2 separate regions of the Homo sapiens genome follow, and region 1 is linked to region 2. A link is an interaction called in ENCODE POLR2A ChIA-PET data of the cell type or tissue named here. Cell type or tissue: CD4-positive, alpha-beta T cell. All regions are shown on one strand. Each heading gives the region's core, and the rest is flanking DNA. Links, peaks and the distances in the headings are about the cores only. Region 1 overlaps CEP41 (centrosomal protein 41). Region 2 overlaps SSMEM1 (serine rich single-pass membrane protein 1).

Region 1 (5,383 bases), core at 175-5,174, 200 kb after region 2:
TTCACAGCATAAATGTCTCATAAACCAAGACTCCTAGCAACAAAGGAAAGGATTAAAAGTATTTAAGATTATTTACCTGGTGTAACTAATCACTTTCATGAATTTTCCAAAAACCAGCACAGACCTTAAGACTCAGAGTCGGGAAATGATACTACTTTAAAAACTAGCCTTCTGTAAATATATCAAGGCTTTTTAAAAATAGGGAATTAAACTTCTCTGTTCTAAAATGTCTTAAAGAGAGCAATTTGGCTAATAACAGACCATTACTTCTAGGAAATGCTTAGAGATGCTGCTTCTGGATACAACAAGGTAACAAACCTATATGCAGTGGAACTTCTAAAACCTGCCGGGATGCAGACCCAAATAGGCCGAGCTGAGGCTTTACAAAGTACAACCAAATAACTACAGTGTTCCTTTTGATTGCCACCAACTTGCCCACCAAAAGTCGTTTATGCAAATCAAAACAACAATAAATCAGCAAATGGAAACAGCCAACAGCTTTCAAGTAGTTTGCACTGTGACATTTATCCACTGATATTCTTTTGGTATGGTTACAAGGTTTAAAATGCTTCTAAGCATAAAATGTATACTTTAAAATCTCCTTTAACTAAACAAAGATTAATTTAAACAAACAAAAAAAAGACTGCTTTATTCTAAAGATTGGGATTTCTACTGTCTTCTGCACAAGCACTAGCAGCCCCCTACATATTTGAACCTGAACTCCACGTACCTGGTTCTGGTTTAGAAGGACAGCCGTCAGTAGGACTTTTTGACATGATTACTCAGAGATAAAAGATCAAACTAGATGTTCTACAGTAAGTTTAAATTTTTATAAAAAGGATGACTTGGAAGGCTCTGTCAGTCTGTCCTCGCAAGAGCGAACAGAGCTTTAAGAATGGAGCTTCTGCTATGTGTCTTCTCCCAAACTCTGTGTTGAAGACAATCCTAGTTTCAGATATGTTATCAAGGTGTGCTTCTCCAGTAAGTCTAGGTTCTAAGTCTGTCTCTCTCGAGTTACTGGAAGGACAGAGACCTGACTATCTAGGATGTTTCACACTGGGTCCAACTAGTGTCATCTAACCACCAGAAACCAAGAATGGGCTTTGTAAATTGTCAATAGACATAGAGTGTCTATTTTCCCCAGGTAGAGTTGAAAGAATATTCAGATTACAAAGGATTTCTGCATTTTCAGGGTTCTGTTGAAATGCATTATTAGCAAAGGGAAGTTGGGTTCACAGTGGAAGACAAATCAAAGGAAGTAACAGAACAAGGTTTGTGGTTTCACAGAAAGAAATGGCATCTAAGGTAATCTGAGTAAAGTGATGGGTCTAGGGTATCAAGAAACAAGGGAATATTCTCCTCCCTTTCAACCCCAAATAATACTTACAACAGAAAATGGGGAAAGAGAAGGAAATATCTTCTAAAATGTAGATGCCAAACCAGAATCTAAAGCAATTCTGTCAGGGAATCAGCACAAAGTGTGTGAAATGGGGTAACAGGAATCTCCTGCTCTACTAAAAGGAAGCCCTCCACTCCTACAGAGGGAAAGTGAAGCAAGCATTTTTCAAGGTTCTGTTCCAAGGGTATTGTTCTGGGAGATCACCTCCACGTAAGGTTTAGATATTAAAGAAACCACATCGTACTTTGAAGAAATGTTTTAAGTGAGGTTATGGCAACCTGGGCAGAGTGGGACATTTTTATGGGACAAATTTCTAGTGAGGACATGTGAACTCACACTCAGCTGCAAATGGATGAGAGGTGACAGAGACGACAAACCCAAAAAGAAGCAGGCCAGCTGGATTCTGCCTGTCTTGGATGAGTCAAGGATGGCAACAATGAAGTGTAGGTGAGTAAATGCGATCTTTCTCCAGAGTTTAAAAGTATATATTTTATATAGATATTTAAAATACATATACTTATGTAATATAAAATGTTCAGGAAGAAAAGAGAAGGATACTGTGGCATTACATATTTTTAAGAAGTTTGTAGCATTAGCCCTTATAGCTGAACATGGCAAATGAAAACACAGCATAAAGCAGCTCCTGAGTCCACATCTATTGGTTGGGGTTTCCCAATATTGCAGCAATTCAAATGGAACTTTGATTTCAAATAAAAGGTCTGCTGTGTAAAAGAAGAAAATGTTCTGATGTATTCTGGATGTGCAATTTTATCTTCCAAGAAGATGTACATTACCAGAGCCAAGTCCTGAACTATGATTAATCAGAGTACCTCTTTACCACCATTAACTAAATATCCCCTAGCACTGGGTTCTCTTATTCAAGATATGAGCAAATCCATCTTAGAAAATAGATGTTTCTACTTCTTCCTTAATTCTGGCCTTGAAGTATACACTTTACATCAGTTTTGGATGCAGACTGAAAAATTATGATTTTGTGCAAGGGCAATGCACTCAATGACTGGTAACATATCTTTGCAGATAAGTTTTTTAAAAGGATGTAGATGAAATATGATTTTTAATTAAAAGAAAACAGACTGCAATGAATTGATAATGCATAACACTAAGTTCTCACGTCCCTGTCTTCCATGAATACTCTCATTTATACACACAAGAATGTTCTGAAGGAAGATATTATTACCCCCTATCTCAAATAGAGACAAAATAAGACAGAAAAGATGAAATATCTTGAAGAAGGGCATGAAGACTGCAGTACAATGACACTAGAAGCTTAAGCAGAGCTCATTCCACCAGATCTGACTCTGCAGGCCAACACTAATGTCTCCTATGGGATGGAAATAGGGCAGAATTTAGGCCTACAGGCCACAATCTGAGAAGCAGCCCAGTACAGCACCCAGGATCTCCCACAGCCCTTGAGGCACCTGCTAGGCTTATCGGACCATCCATAGCTCTCTGTGCCTGTCACCTGTGGAACACAATTGTTAGTTAAGAACCAATTTATAGAACAACTATAGACTTCCACTCTCCCAAACCATCAAGAGTGTTACTTACTTTTCTTAATCTCTTCGAGCTTCTCAGTATATTTAGTCATACTGTTACCTAAAAAGAAAATAAGGGGTTTTAGATATACTTTAAATGGAAGCAAATGAGTAACACTGTGGAAACAGAATGGAGGAAAAGTATCCCCTAAGCTTTCCTATCCTGTTCTTAGGGGATTCTGGACAGCAGCAAACAGGCCACACACAGTAAAATCTTTTGGATAATACAGCGTTATTAAAAGTTGCAGAGCCGAGGGAAATGTTTTGGTAGAATGTGTTTAAGCTGGGATGCATACCCCCAAAACATTGACAAGTTCCAGGAGATACAGATGATCATTTTCTATCAGTTTGTTTTTCAAGTCTAGGCTTTCCTCCTCCTTTTATCTCCCCTGCCCCCGCTGACGATCTTTTTGTGGGGAAGATACACAGAAGAGGAGCAAAAAGGAGGCAGTGTTCTTTGAGTGTCTAAAATGTGCCTTTGTGGTTACCCAAGCAACTCTCTCCTCTCGGCTTTGTCTTCACAGTTTCCTTCTCTTTCCTGAACTTACTCTTCTACCGTTCATGCTCACGTTGCAGTCTGAACTAGACTACACAGTCTACACACTAGTATTCACCATAGATTTGATGTGCTGAGAAATAACAGCAGATTCTTGAAACTGCAGAGAGGCCCCAGCCCTCATGTTTTATAGTATGTTTCTATAATACTAGTACTGGCCAAGGTGGTTTGGAGGTTTTCAGACTTAAAAAACTCAGCCAGGAACCTTCTGGTTTCCAACTCAATTCTAGCTGTCAAGCCAGGGGCTATTATATTTTACTGGGTATGCTTCGATTTGATTCAATTCAACGCAGGAAGCTCTTTCTGTCACCTAAAAGGTATGGCAAAAGGAAAACATTCAAAATAATTTCTCATTTCTAAAACTGTGCTCCTAACTTTTTAAGCCTGGAGAGGATCTAGTCAGATGCAGCCCCAACATCAGATAAAAGAAATGCTTTCAATTAATAGTAGCATGAACTGACATTTTCAAGGACTATTCTGAACTTTTCTTCATGTTTGGGTCAGAAGCAGAAAAAGAAAATCCTTGCTCTGAAACCCAAAATACATTTTCAAAAAAACAACTTATTTCATTGGCTATTATTAAATCTTTACCATGAATTCATCATGGAATAAAAATCCACCATTGTTTTCTTTTCTTTTCTTTTCTTTTTTTTGGTGTTAAGACATACACTCTCTGTATCCAGGACCAGAAAGGAGGATTCAGAGCAGGCCTGGACCTGGAAGTTCCAAGAGAAATGAAGGCAGTCAGGGCTGCCAGGAAGGCCTAAGCCTTCTCAAGAGAGACACTGAATACCTCTTAGAAGAGGCCCAAATATCACCAAGATTAGAACCAAATACAGTCTTTCCTAGGTTCTTCAAACTGCAATTGACCCGAGATGTGACCAGATCTTCAGAGCAGAAGCCACAATTTCTTCCTGGACACACATCTCTCCTGCCCACTGCAACTCTGAACTCAGGCGTGGACTTGCCTGGTCAATACAATGGCGGAAGAAGACGGCAAATCAGTATGCTGTTCAGCTTCCCAAGTCTCATTCTTAAAATATTTTACCCAGTAGCTTTAGGTTATATGTCCCTGAGTCACCCACAGTTGCATGTTATTGACGTGGCAGGTAGTTTCTTTCGGCTAGGGAAGCTTTAGGCAATCTAGTCAGAAAATGAGGGACAAAAAGGAACACCTGATTTGTCTGGTGGCATGGCAAGTTAGTAACTAAGCCAGGATTCGCATTTCCAACCTCCTGAAAAACACATCTTTTTTTGTTGTGTTGTTGTAAAAAAACACAATTAATCATGAGGTAAATTTGTAGGAAATGCTACTTCCTTAATAGTGAGAGGTGGGGATCATCTTGTGTTGTAAATTCCCTGAAGAATGGAAAACACTAGCCAACCTTATTTATCCAGTCTTTATTATTGAAACACTGCATTTCCAAACCACAACCTTATTTATCCAGTCTTTATTATTGAAACACTGCATTTCCAAACCACAACCTTATTTATCCAGTCTTTATTATTGAAACACTGCATTTCCAAACCACAGTGGTTTCTACTAACAAAGTGTCTACACTTCATTTCTCCATTAATTACAAACATTTCAGGGTAATTACACTTAACACTTTATTTTGTATCAGCTGACCCTCACCACAATGCAGGGAGGTAGGCCATCATGCCCTCTATTTGTTTTCCCCCTAAAGGAGAAGGCTGAGAAACAAGTTTTTTGCAATTATACAAATATTTGGTGAAATTCAGACCAAATCTGAGAGGACTACTGATGAGTTCTTTTCACTATAGACATTCATTCTATCCAAGAATGGGGAAAAAAGGAGAATGGAGGATTTCTTCCTTGCTTTAATTGGACAAATGAGATAGCAGGATGGC
Region 2 (5,347 bases), core at 1-5,000:
TGCAAAATCTTTCTTTTGATTTTGTGGCTATGTTTTGATTTGACATCAAATGTGAGAGCTTTCTGTGGAAATGATATAAGCCTAATAAGTGTTTTTAAATACCTTCTCCTGTCTATTACAAAAGTACACATTATATAGAAAATGTGGAAATTATAGGGCAGAAGACAAAATAAAATAAAAATCACTCCAGATTATGTAGAAATAACCAACTACTGTTAACTTTTAGGTTTATAAACTTCCAATTATTTTGATTTTCTTTACATATATTAAATTTATTTTTTTCCTTTTCTATAACCTAAGTGATACATATTAAATTTAAAATATTTAAGCCTCTTCCAAAAGCATTTTTTATAAAGTGGTATCTTTTTTTTTTTTTTTTTGAGACAGAGTCTCGCTGTCACCCAAGCTGGAGTGCAGTGGTGCAATCTCTGCTCACTGCAAGCTCCGCCTCTCAGGTTCACACCATTCTCCTGCCTCAGCCTCCTGAGTAGCTGGGACTACAGGCACCCACCACCACACCCGGCTAATTTTTTTTGTATTTTAAGTAGAGACAGGGTTTCACCGTGTTAGCCAGGATGGTCTCGATCTCCTGACCTTGTGATCTGCCCGCCTCAGCCTCCCAAAGTGCTGGGATTACAGGCATGAGCCACCGTGTCTGGCCAGAAAGTGGTATCTTAAAAGTGAACTCCGCTTTCAAGATTTTTGGAGAATGATTGCTGTAACCCAGAAAACAAAAAGGCACCTCATTAAAGATGCTTGCCTACCATTGCAGAGATCAGATATTAAGAATGAGCTGAGGATCTTAGATTGCAGTTATAAATACCGAACTATGGCACTTTTCATCCCAAAGAAACTGGACTTCCACATAAACTCATTTTTTTCCTAATTGTAGACAATTTGAAAAAATTAGAAGAGAAAAAGTCCATTTCACCACTTAAAGCCAACCATAGCTATCACTTTTATATGCTCCTTAAAGTCTTTTTTTTCATATTTTAAGCTAATTTGTCGCTCAAGCTGTATATACAAATTTGCATCTTGATGTTTAACCCAGTATGGTAGCACACTTATTTCCTCATGTTATGACATACTTTTATTATAATAATTTTACAACTGTTTATTATATAATTGTACCATAATTTACTTAAACCATTGTCTACTTTTGAATTTTCTATTATCCTAATTATACTGTGATGAATGTTTCTGTGGACAAAGCTTTCTTTCTTCTGAGGGTTATTTCTTGCTGATAGATTCCTGGAGAGAGAATTATATGTCAAAGGTGTTAATGAAAATTTCTAGTTTTTGTTATTTTCTGAAAGAGTTGGTTTATATCTGTGTCTTTTGGCAAAATCACTTTCAGCATTAGAAAGTGGGACACTAATCTGAAAAATGGGACAAATATATTTATGGAGTATTGGGGGGCAGAATATTTGAAATTGAAACTATTCAAAGAAATCCATTTCTTTTGGTTGCTGTATTCACAAATAATATATCATGATTACATTTTGGAGGAAACTTTCGGAGGGATTAAGGAGATATTAAGTTCATGAATTCGGTAAAGATCTTTGTGTATGGTAGATGTCTTCTGTCTTAAAGAACTATCAGTAATGTACCCTGATCAAGTGTCCTTTAAGAACTAAACTAATCTGGGCCAGGCGCGGTGGCTTACATCCGTAATCCCAGCACTTTGGGAGGCTGAGGCAGGTGGATCACCTGAGATCAGGAGTTCGAGACCAGCCTTTTCAACATGGAGAAACCCTGTCTCTACTAAAAATACAAAATTAGCCGGGCGTGGTGGTGCATGTCGGTAATCCCAGCTACTCGGGAGGCTGAGACGGGAGAATCACTTGAACCTGGGAGGCGGAGATTTCAGTGAGCTGAGATCGCACCATTGTACTCTAGCCTGGGCATACAGAGCAAGACTCCGTCTCAAAAAAAAAACAAAAACAAAAACAAAAAAACAAAACAAAAAAACAACAACTAAACTAATCTGAGTACTATCAAATTTTTTAAAAACACTACTTCTCTGTAATGTAAATGGGTACAGGAAAGCTTTATAAGCTATAGCTCCTTGTCAGTGTTATTTTCTCTCAAGTCTGTTCCATTTTGTTTGGTCCAAAACATTTTGGTAGATGCTGCTATCAAAGCATAGTCTTAATGGGAAGTGGAAGTAGGATCACTATAACAGGAACTCAATACATACTGAATTAGCTTATTATTTAACTCAGTAAGTACTTGTTTAAACTGAATGTTTAAAATTAGACATTGTCAGGCCAGGCCCAGTGGCTCATACCTGTAATCCCAGCACTTTCGGAGGCCAAGGTGGGCAGATCACTTGAGGTCAGGAGTTCAAGACCAGCCTGGCCAACATGGTGAAACCCTGTCTCTACTAAAAATACAAAAATTAGCCGGGCGTGGTAGCGGGCACCTGTAATCCCAGCTACTTGGGAGGCCGAGGCAGGAGAATCACTTGAACCCGGAAGATAGAGGTTGCAGTGAGCTGAGATCATGCCACTGCACTCCAGCCTGGGCAACAGAGTGAGACTCTCCAAAAATAAATAAATAAAATAATAAAAAAATAAAACCAGACATTATAAATGGGCCTCAGCAATAGTGTTTTATAACAAGTACATATTATCAAAAAACAACTGAGATCACTCTTACTAACCTATGTTTCTGAAACAGATGTCTGAGGATAAAAAGGATGAAGGCAGTGGGACAAGTACTTCAGTAAGGAAAGGTGAGAACCAGTGCATATTTGGTGTTGGACTATGAGGGGAAGAATATGTGTGGTGTTGCATGCCTGTAGTCCCAGCTACTCAGAAGGCTGAGGCAGGAGGATTGCTTGAGCTAAGCAGTTCAAGACCACAGCTTGAGAACATAGTGAGACCCAGTACCAAAAAAAAAAAAAAAAAAAAAAGAAAAGAAAAGAAAAAGAAAAAAAGAAAAATGAAATAAAGACAAAGAAAGAAATTTGTGCTGAGTGTGGAAAGCAAAAAACAGAGATGAACAGCCAACAGCATTGTAAGACTTTGCACACTAGAGGAGGCCCATTGGGGTTGGGTGAGTTTTTGCTTTGGACTCCCTAGTGCAGAGGGACAGTTTAGCTGCTTAGCAAGAAGCTATGAATTACTGGGAGGTGGAACTCAAGTTCTTTTTTCACTCCTTAGCTCTCTCCCTTCACATTGCTTGCCCTTCCCACATCCTCATGGTTAGTGCTATTACAGGATTATGAACTGTCTATGACATCTTTTTCAATAACCTATAAGCAGTGGTGCACTGGTAAATGTTTAACAACTGGTTCTCCAAAACTCCTGTGTGTACATATGCTTACTAAAAATTTTACTGATATAAAGGTTGCACGTCATCTCAGCACCTCCAGAGGCTGAAGCAGGAGAACTGCTTGAGGCCAGGAGTTCAAGATCAGCCTGGAGAACATAGCAAAACCCTGTCTTTTTAAAAAAGAAAATTAGCTGGCATGGTTGTTCGCACCTGCGGTCTCAGCTACTCAGGAGGCTGAGGCAACAGAATCACTTGAGCCCAGGAGTTCGAGGCTGCCAGTGAGGCATAATCATGCCACTACACTCCAGCCTGGGCGGCACAGTGAGTCCCTGACTCTAAAAATTTAATAAATAAATAAATAAAAATAAATAAATATATATCACACCATTTAAAATAATAAAATATACAATACTCCTTATGGCCAATTTCATATAGACAACTGATTCTCACAAAACGCTCTCCTTCATTTTTGCCAGACCCTTGCACCTTAGCCAACCATGGCTGCAATTGATGAACAAGTATAGTTCCAGCGTGAATGTTATTTTCCTCTAAGTTAAGGAGTGAGATGAAAATGAAGCAGAAGATAGATGTATGTTGGAACTTAACTTGGTTGTCAGTGATGTGAGTGACTTCTTTGCTGGAATGGATAATAGTTCTAAAATACTGGAAGAATATTTCCTCATTTTGCAGGGTTAGTCACAATGTAGTGGCTACAGGGATGATACTGAAATGTAATATGTAATCTGCATTAGTAACATGTTCTCCATCATTTTCTTAAGCCTAGACAATCAACAAAGCCATACATCAAGCCCTGATGTTTAGTGTCTGCTGATTTTCGTGGTATAAATACTTCCACCAAAGCTGATTTTAAGCTATCCACCTCATGTCATTGAACATGGAGTTGGGAGGAGATGTGCAGTAGTGCACCCTTAACATAGAATTTCCGCCGGGCGTGGTGGCTCACGCCTGTAATCTCAGCACTTTGGGTGGCCAAGGAGGGTGGATCTCCTGAGGTCAGGAGTTCGAGACCAGCCTGGCCAACATGGCAAAACCCTGTCTCTACTAAAAATACAAAAAAATTAGCTGTGCATGGTGGCACGTGCCTATAATCCCAGCTGCTGGGGGGCTGAGGCAGGAGGATCACTTGAACCTGGGAGACAGACATTGCAGTGAGCCGAGATCGTGCCACTGCACTCTAGCCTGGGCAACAGAGCGAGACTCCATCTCAAAAACAAAAAAAAACAAAACAAAAAAACAGCATAGAGTTTCCAGCATCCAAATACAACGGACATAAAAAACCAGAAGAGCACATAGCATAAACAAATGTAGTAAGATAATTAGGAAGTGATGGGTTTTGAGTATTACCTCTATTTTTAGTAACTTAATTTATTGTAAGTTGGTATAATTTAATTTTTAATAATGGCTATGTTTAACCATCTCTCAAAATTCCTGAAAGTTTATCAGCTCTTCTGAGCAGGTACAAGCCAACTTCCTCACACCACTACGTAAAGGAAAGATCCTTCTTAGTTCCTGCTCCCCAAATCACATTCATATACCTGCTTGAATCTGTAAGACTTCAATTTTCAAAGGGAAAAAAGAGTTCTTCCCTGGAAAAGTTTAGAGATCTTTTCCTTTGACCTTATGTTTAGCATCCACAAAACTTCAAAAGTGATATGGTGATATGTCAAGCATCTATCTAAGCTCTCTGGTCTGCAGGAGTTGGGATATGGTACTAGAAAATGCAGTCAGCTGCCAACACTTGCAGGTGACTGGAGAAAAGCAATGGCTTGACAACTGGCCACTAAGAGTGAGCTCACACGTGCACAGGCTTCTTAAGTAATAGGAATTCATAGTAACCAACAATATTACTAACTTGATATGTTTCATTGGTTGTTAGCAAGCAAAGAGACTTCCTGTAAGCGGCAAAGCAAAGACAGTGCCTGGGATCCCTCACAAACAATGAAGAAACCAAAGCAGAACCAACTTACCCCTGTAACCAACTCAGAAGTGGCTTTGGTCAATGCCTATCCTGAACAAAGACGAGCCAGGCGCCAGTCTCAGTTCAATG

Evidence for each region. Peaks named below come from ENCODE experiments on the same cell type or tissue, not always from the same donor. Only the 100,000 strongest peaks of a DNase experiment are listed, where the experiment ranks them.
Region 1: POLR2A ChIA-PET joins it to region 2 with 11 read pairs; 3 of 35 experiments call an interaction of 5 or more read pairs at or near these places.

The regions. Positions count from the first base shown.
Region 1 is chr7:130,413,951-130,419,333 of GRCh38, forward strand. CEP41 (centrosomal protein 41) reads right to left here. Exons shown (of 11, transcript NM_018718.3): 3 at 2,969-3,016. Among named protein-coding and RNA genes, the nearest start is that of CEP41, 24 kb to the right of the region's middle. In CD4-positive, alpha-beta T cell, for the core only: no CTCF peak of the experiment used is centred there; no DNase peak of the experiment used is centred there; H3K27ac peaks cover 1,098 bases.
Region 2 is chr7:130,210,798-130,216,144 of GRCh38, forward strand. SSMEM1 (serine rich single-pass membrane protein 1) reads left to right here. Exons shown (of 3, transcript NM_145268.4): 2 at 2,683-2,737; 3 at 5,177-5,347. Among named protein-coding and RNA genes, the nearest start is that of SSMEM1, 5.6 kb to the left of the region's middle. In CD4-positive, alpha-beta T cell, for the core only: no CTCF peak of the experiment used is centred there; no DNase peak of the experiment used is centred there.